Linked DNA regions of Homo sapiens: region 2 is linked to region 1. The links are chromatin contacts, found by Hi-C or POLR2A ChIA-PET in ENCODE. All regions are on one chromosome and are shown on one strand. The core of a region is the stretch at or near the end of the contact, and the rest is flanking DNA. Distances in the headings are between cores, read along the strand shown. Region 1 overlaps PLCB1 (phospholipase C beta 1). Region 2 holds the start of PLCB1-IT1 (PLCB1 intronic transcript 1).

Region 1 (3,409 bases), core at 268-2,767:
GTATGTTGTGTCTACATAAGCTAAGGCATCATGACATGTCTATTCTATGCTAGCCAGAGTTCACTGGTGCAAAATCTCTGAGGAGTCACAGAAGTGAAAAGAAGGTAATGTTAATAAAAATGGAAAAACTTAACCTGGAAGTTGATATGGTGAGGATAGATTTGTTCCTCAGCAATCTGAACCTTGGCTTAGTGGCTAAACTATCCTCAAAAACACTAAAAGTTTAATCTCTAAGGTCTTGGTCAGTAGGGAGGAAGAGGAGTGGCCTGATGCCCATGTAGTTGTCACAATCCTAAAGTGACTATCTTAGGAAAAAGGCATAGGCAACCATGATTGTGTCCAATTTTTCTTGTGAATAATACAATTTTCTCCTATCAAAGTCCTCTAAATCATCTTAAAAGTTGTTCCATACGATGCTTCAAATTTCCAAGGGTCCAAGAAACTTTCACCTATGATGGACTATTTATTAGCAAATTATCCCCAGAGGGAAAGTCTTTTAAACAATAAATCCTTCTTTTGCCTTCCATGGCTCTGTTCCCACAACATTATGAAATACATAAATAAACATCTTATTTGCCCAAACAGACCTAAGCTTCAATGTTTCAGATCAAAAGACCACAGCAGAGTCTAAATAGAAAACAAGTCAGTGTTGCCTTGAAGAAGAAAAAAGGAATAAAAAGATATACATAAATAAATGGTCACTTGGTTTTCAAAACAGCACATTTTTGTGGTCTCTAATACTTATGGACAATTGTTTGGTCAGAGAGTCATTGTTTATTATGTAGCAATAATAAAAGCCACCACAAAGGATGGAGAGTTTACAAAGTAGCAGGTGTTATGCTAAGTCATTCATTTTACACATTGAATGTTCACAACAACACTAAGAGAGTAATACCCACCTTATAGATAATGAAACCAAGGCTTTGATTTTTAAAGAGATTCACTGAGGGTGACTCATTAAATACACAGCAGAGCCAGACTGTGACAAACCACATCTGTCACAGCTTCAAAGCTGGTTTCCTCAACCAGCTTTGGGCTTCCCAAATTAGGACTGTTTTAGGAAAATCAGACTTGGCTTCAAATAAAAGTGTTCACTTAATATGTTCCAATCTCTCTTAACCAAGGAATCATTTTAAAACCCTTCATTTGGGGGCATCTATATTAAGTTGTTAAGCACTATGCATCTGCATTAAGCAGTTCCTAGATAAGGATTCTAGTAAAAGTAGTTTATTTTAGAGGTGGTTTTAGAACACAATCAGGAGTGGAGAAGTGAGACAGGAAGGGAAGGAAGCCCATAAGGGGAACATTTTCAAGCCAGTTGCCACTGTGGGTAACTGGGCTTAATCCCACTAGAGAGTTCTGGGATATAATATAAAGAATGCACCTTTAAGTTATCCCACCCAAGAGGTGAGGGAGCTGTGGTATTTATCCACTGAATCCCATTGGTGAGGGTGAGTGTGAATTGCCAGGAACTTCTGGGCAGCTGCATGGGTAGCAACATGAGTTCTAGTAGCCAGACAAAGCAAAAGAATGCAGGCACTGGCCAGCCACTGGAGCCCGGCTTATGTTCTCAGGAGTGGTGAGGAAGAGGGTGTGGGTATGGCACTGTGTCTGTTTTAGCTATTAATATCATCAATACTGGTGAAGGAAATTCAAGGAAGGTGAAGGAAAGGACTTAGTCCCCAGATGCTGCTGCTTAGTCAACAATGACTGACACACTGCTCCAGGCCAAGGAACAATCCCAGCCCTCACAAAGCAATCCTCACGTGAATTTTGCTGGTTTTTTTCCCAGATAATGTAAGTTATTGTTTCAACTTTTAGAGAAAGCTACCAAATAAAATAAATAGCACTTATCTTCTAAATTTATAACTACATCATTGCATTTAATCACTCAGTGGACTCTTGAATGACCTATCCCATTTACTATACACAAGAAGGGTCAAAGTTGACAATTTTGGGATACCCTAGAGAAGCATATCCCAAAGAGAAAGCCCCACTGCTAAAAATCATTAATGAAATGTGTGGTACCCAGTAGTTCTTTATGGAAGCCAGACTATTTTTAATAGGAAATCACTAGATTTTCTTGTTGACATTTATGATGCATCATTCAAAATATTTTTGAACTCTGGACTCATGCTGAAAAATGTTACTGTGACTTATGTAAATATTTAACTTTTAAACTTTGCTTTTGAACTCTGTAGAAATTTAAGGTTATCATAAGAGAAGACTATCTATGGTTGCCATTAATGGAAACTGAATCATCACTCTGTACAAACATCCAGAATGGTGTCTCATGCAAATTCACAGGGCAGAACAAGATGGCAGATGGCATGAATGGTAGAACCAATCTTTCTTGCCCTAAGTCTCCAGAAATGACTAAATATGCAGGTATAAATTTAAATCTCTAATATAGGATCACGGGTAAACAAAAAGAATTACAATTTTGAACCACAAAGTAAGAAAGGCAGAAAATAAATGAGATAAGAATGAAGTAGGAAATCAGAACCCAGCAGTCCACAGGCATTAAAACATAACAGATCTTTGGGCCATCCAAACCAGGTAGTGAAATGTCAGCTCTACGAGTGATATGAAGAAATTGAAGTTAGAGCTCCACCTTACACCAGTCCTCATAATACATTACATATGGATTAAAAACCTAGATTAATAACGGTGATGAGAAGGAATCAGAAATATCTTAAAGGAAGCAAAAAGTGGGGAGGTAGTTGGAATGTAACTACATGAAAACTTAAAGCTTCAAGTCATCTTTTGTTACCCATAAATTAGATGTTAAGAAAGTCAAAGACAAACCACAGACAGGAAGAGTGTAATTGCAACATTTATAACAGCTAAAGGAGTACATCTAGAATACACAGAGAACTGTCCACACAAGGGCAAGAGATATAAATAGGCAATCCATGTAAGGAAAAACTGAAATGATCAATAAATGTATGATAATATACACAGTTTACTAGCAAATCAGGCAACGACAGATTAAAACAAGGTGATATAACAGTTGCATCAGTTAGGCAAAAATTAAAATATTTCCTATTACTGTTGGTTGGGCTTAAGAAAACAGTTCCACTCATATAAGACAGGTAGGGTTATAAAATGGTACAGCCATTCATTATAATTTAGGATAGGTATAGCCTTAAATCAGCAATCGCACTTCTGAGCATTTACCTTAGGGAATCCCTGACCCATATTCCCAGAGAGGGCTACACACAGCTGACTATTACTCCATATTATAGGATTCTTTGTAACCCCAAATTAGAGACAAACACCAAGAATCCACCAGTGAGAACTTCTGTATTCTTAAATAAAATGTGGTAATCAATTGTTTAACATACGATAGAGCAATATGAAAGAATGTGATACATACACATGTACTAACATGAAAAATTCCCTAAGA
Region 2 (3,467 bases), core at 382-2,881, 93 kb before region 1:
ATTTTCTCCTTAATTAACTAACTAAAAATTGAAAAGTATTAAATGGGAAACACTAAAGGAGTAAGATTGCTTTTGCTATGCACCTTGAAAGCATTCTTTTAAGCCTGCATTTCACTTCCCCAATGTCAGATTTTCACAGATATGGGATGGCGCCCATCAGATATAGAAATGATAGGTTTAAGCTTAAATCCCAGTTTTTCAATAACTCCTCGTGTGTTTGATTTTGCAGCTGTGTCAGGGAAAATGTACTCATTCTCAACTAATTCTCCACTAAATGTACTAAGTCAGGAATTGAAGTGAGTTGGCCTGCCTGTTAATACTTTGCACCTAAAACAATGACAGTAAATCTCTGGCAACAGGCTTGAGCCTCAGTTCCTCAGGCTTCTAACCCACCATCCTCATGGTCATAAATTTTGAATGGGTAACATTGGAAGCATGAATAATTAGGGGAGGGCACAGCTAATATGCTCAGTCACATCAGAGAAATGGCACAGTGAGTGATCTGCCAGTAATCAAAAGAAACAAATTGAGACTCAGGGCCTTCTGCTTATGGGGCTCACTGGGGTCACACACAGCGACAGACTGTCTCATCTTTGCTGCTTCAGACAGACAGACACGAAGACATGGCTTTAATGACAGCTCAGATTTCAGAGTGGACGTGACCTAAAATCACCAGGAAGCACAGAGCAAAGGGAAAGTGAGTTGTCCATCTATGATACTTTCTGTCGATCACAATAAGAGTTAAAGGATGCTACATCATTCCAATAGTCTTCATAATTAATTTTGGAATCTTGCCACCATTCATGATTTAAGGGTTCCAGTTCTCATGTAGCTTCAGGCAAAGTTTTCTTTCCAATTACTTCCAATGATGGACAGGCCTTTACCCACACAAGGATAATGTGAGAATGATAACAAGTCATGAATTACCGATGAAGTGTTTTATTAACTTACCTCGAAAATATTTAAAATTGCTTATTAGCAATTTCTAATCTCTCAAGAGACCCCAAAATGAGGCACATTAGAAATAATTACACCTTAAAATAGATCATCTTTTCACAAATATAAATGCCTTTTTAAAGACGTCAAAGACCACTAACAGCGTTTTGGAAATCTTCTATTTAAATAACTCTATTTCTTATGTAAATCGAACACTTGGATTTTTTAAATTACATTTCCTTAGTTAAAAACTACAGTTGACGATTTATGCAACCAAAATATTTCATTTTGATTTTCAGAAATATCCATGCAAGTCTTAGGATTTCATTTCCCCAGAAGAGAATTTCAGAATTCCTTCTAAATTCTGAAATCTCCTGAAACTTCCTTTGCTTTCTTTTTAAGTTGGTCTTTCCTAAAATCTCGAGTTAAAATGAAAAGACCATACCTCTTTAGAAGTAAATCTCTCAGCTTATCCATTCATTTAGGAGGAATAGTCCTATATAGCCTGAAAACTAATCACCAATTATTCCCTTCTACGGGGATAATATTAAAGCTGATTCTTGCATACCACCTTCCTTCACCTACTAATACTCTAATCAAATACTCACAGCCACATTCAGATTGTGAATCTTCTGGCAAAAGATTAACTGGGGAAGGTTGAAGCAGATCTTTTGGGTATTTGGTCTTCAAAGATAGACTCGTTTCTCTGGACTGATACTGCTTTAGTAGCTGCTTACAAAAATAACACATGAATTTTGACCTCAGTAGTAGACCTGCCCTTCCCGTCAGAAGGCCACCATTTTAACAAAAGATGTGTTTTGCTGGTGCCTATAAAACCCAAGAGGACGTAGCAGATACTGCTGCTGCCACCAGAGTTGCCACCTCTGTCCCTTTTGCAGGGTCTGTGCTCCCATTCCCAGCTTTTACATGCTTTATTTCCAACTGCAGCCTTCTTCAGAAGGCTGAGAATGGAAATGGTAATCTGGATGGCAACAGAAGATACTGCTGCAGCAGTATCTGTAGCAGCCTTCTTCAGAAATTTCTCTTTTGCTACTGCAACTGCCCTAACACTATGGAGAGCTGGAAGTGCTTGGGAGGTGATAGCCCACCCAGGAGGGCCCATAGCCAGTGACAGATGGATGAAGGAATGTAAAAGCCAAGCTACCTTGCCTCCAGGCAGGACATACTCTGAGGTGCTATTTATGTTCCAGAGTACTCTATGAGGTCATGAAGAGGCTGGAACTTCACCTGAAATGGAACCCAGATGTGTCTTCTTTCCCTTCCTTGGCCTGCTCCTCTGCCAGTCTCTCCTGAGATGCTTCCCTAATAAATCCCCTGCACATAATCCTCATTTCAAGGTCTGTTTCTGGGGAACACAATCTAGGACAGAGGACTAGTTTATCAGCTGGTCAGCCCCAAGAAAGAGAGGAAGTGAAAGAAGAAGAAGGATAATTTTATACAGCACTTACTCCTTCCAGACCCTGCCCTAGGCATTCTGTATGGATTATCTCATTGGCTCTTACCCAAGGGTAATATAGGTGCAATCTGGACACTTGAAAGAAAACCCTAAAGCTAAGATGAAGAAACACAAGGACGTCTGCACAAGTGGTCCTTTGTCATTTAGTCACCACTCCTGATCTGACTTGAGAGGGTCATTTCCTATGCTGCCCTTGCTTTTGAGAGTAAAAAAATATTGAGCATTTACTACTATGTTCCAGGTATTAGGCAAAAGTGTGTGTGTGTGTGTGTGTGTGTGTTTGCGTGTATGTGTGTGTGTGTGCTGTATTAAATTGTCTAAGTTCACTCATGTTATTTATAAATGGTGGCACTGGAATTTGAATCTTAGCCTGGCCAATTCTTAAATTCATGTTTTCATTTACTATATGTGAATTAAAAAATAAAGCAACATTCACTAAGCTCCTAATTTAAGATGGTTTTCTAAAGCTCCTTCATTTAACCATTTAAAATTTCTAATGATTTCTAAAGATACCCTCATTTCTATGTCACTAGGCCTTCAAGAAGAAATGATATGTTGAATGAATGAGTTAGAGAATATGTCATTTTAAGCTGTATAAAGAAAAAAAGAGAAATCTGAAAATCAAATTGGATAATTCATATGGCTGAGGGCCAAGAAATAAGAAACCCATGCATCTCAGGTGATGAACCCTTTATGAAACTGATAGATATTTCCTATGCCTCAGTTTACTCATCTGATAAATGTCTTTTCTTGGCACAATAGGGCAAAGGTTTTGGGAACTGATAGTATTGAGAGAGGATGCTAAAGGTGTAGGAAGTGTGGTAATATTGAGAATATGACAGTGCTCCTTGGAAAATGCAATTCACAAGTATTGTAAGCCATCTGTATTAAAGAATTAGTTTTGATACCTTGATTATCTAGCCAAACAGACCTGCTGCTGTGGAAAACCACAGTATAATATCCTGTCTTCTGGCTACCTGAGAAATAGAGATTAAAATCATTGCAGACATAAGGACTTCAAGAGCATGAGGGTAGCTCTAAAGAGTGGAAAGAT

Evidence for each region. A loop is a pair of places that touch in the nucleus more often than their neighbours do. ChIA-PET counts read pairs that join two places held with the same protein, here RNA polymerase II (POLR2A). Pooled maps may share reads with other maps.
Region 2: a loop to region 1 is called in a map of Caco-2, with 8 times the contacts of the local background. The contact joins the promoter of PLCB1-IT1 here to the enhancer-like site in region 1. A Hi-C loop is called at or near these places in 8 of 168 maps with a recorded cell type or tissue (Caco-2, HepG2, Right ventricle myocardium inferior and 5 more) and 3 of 50 pooled maps. POLR2A ChIA-PET finds 5 or more read pairs at or near these places in 1 of 52 experiments (HepG2).

Annotation. Positions count from the first base shown.
Region 1 is chr20:8,154,247-8,157,655 of GRCh38, reverse strand. All of the region lies in intron 2 of PLCB1 (phospholipase C beta 1), which reads right to left. Among named protein-coding and RNA genes, the nearest start is that of PLCB1, 24 kb to the right of the region's middle. RefSeq lists cis regulatory regions at 2,120-2,133, 2,156-2,167, 2,160-2,173 and enhancers at 2,055-2,199, 2,090-2,234, 2,095-2,239. Within about 2 kb of position 1,517, at least 4 of the 41 ENCODE cell types and tissues checked have a DNase peak (open chromatin) inside an H3K27ac peak, as active enhancers do; they include endothelial cell of umbilical vein, where a contact is called at or near this core.
Region 2 is chr20:8,246,868-8,250,334 of GRCh38, reverse strand. PLCB1-IT1 (PLCB1 intronic transcript 1) reads right to left here and starts at 1,631. Exons shown (of 2, transcript NR_046809.1): 1 at 1,545-1,631; 2 at 593-878. All of the region lies in intron 2 of PLCB1 (phospholipase C beta 1), which reads right to left.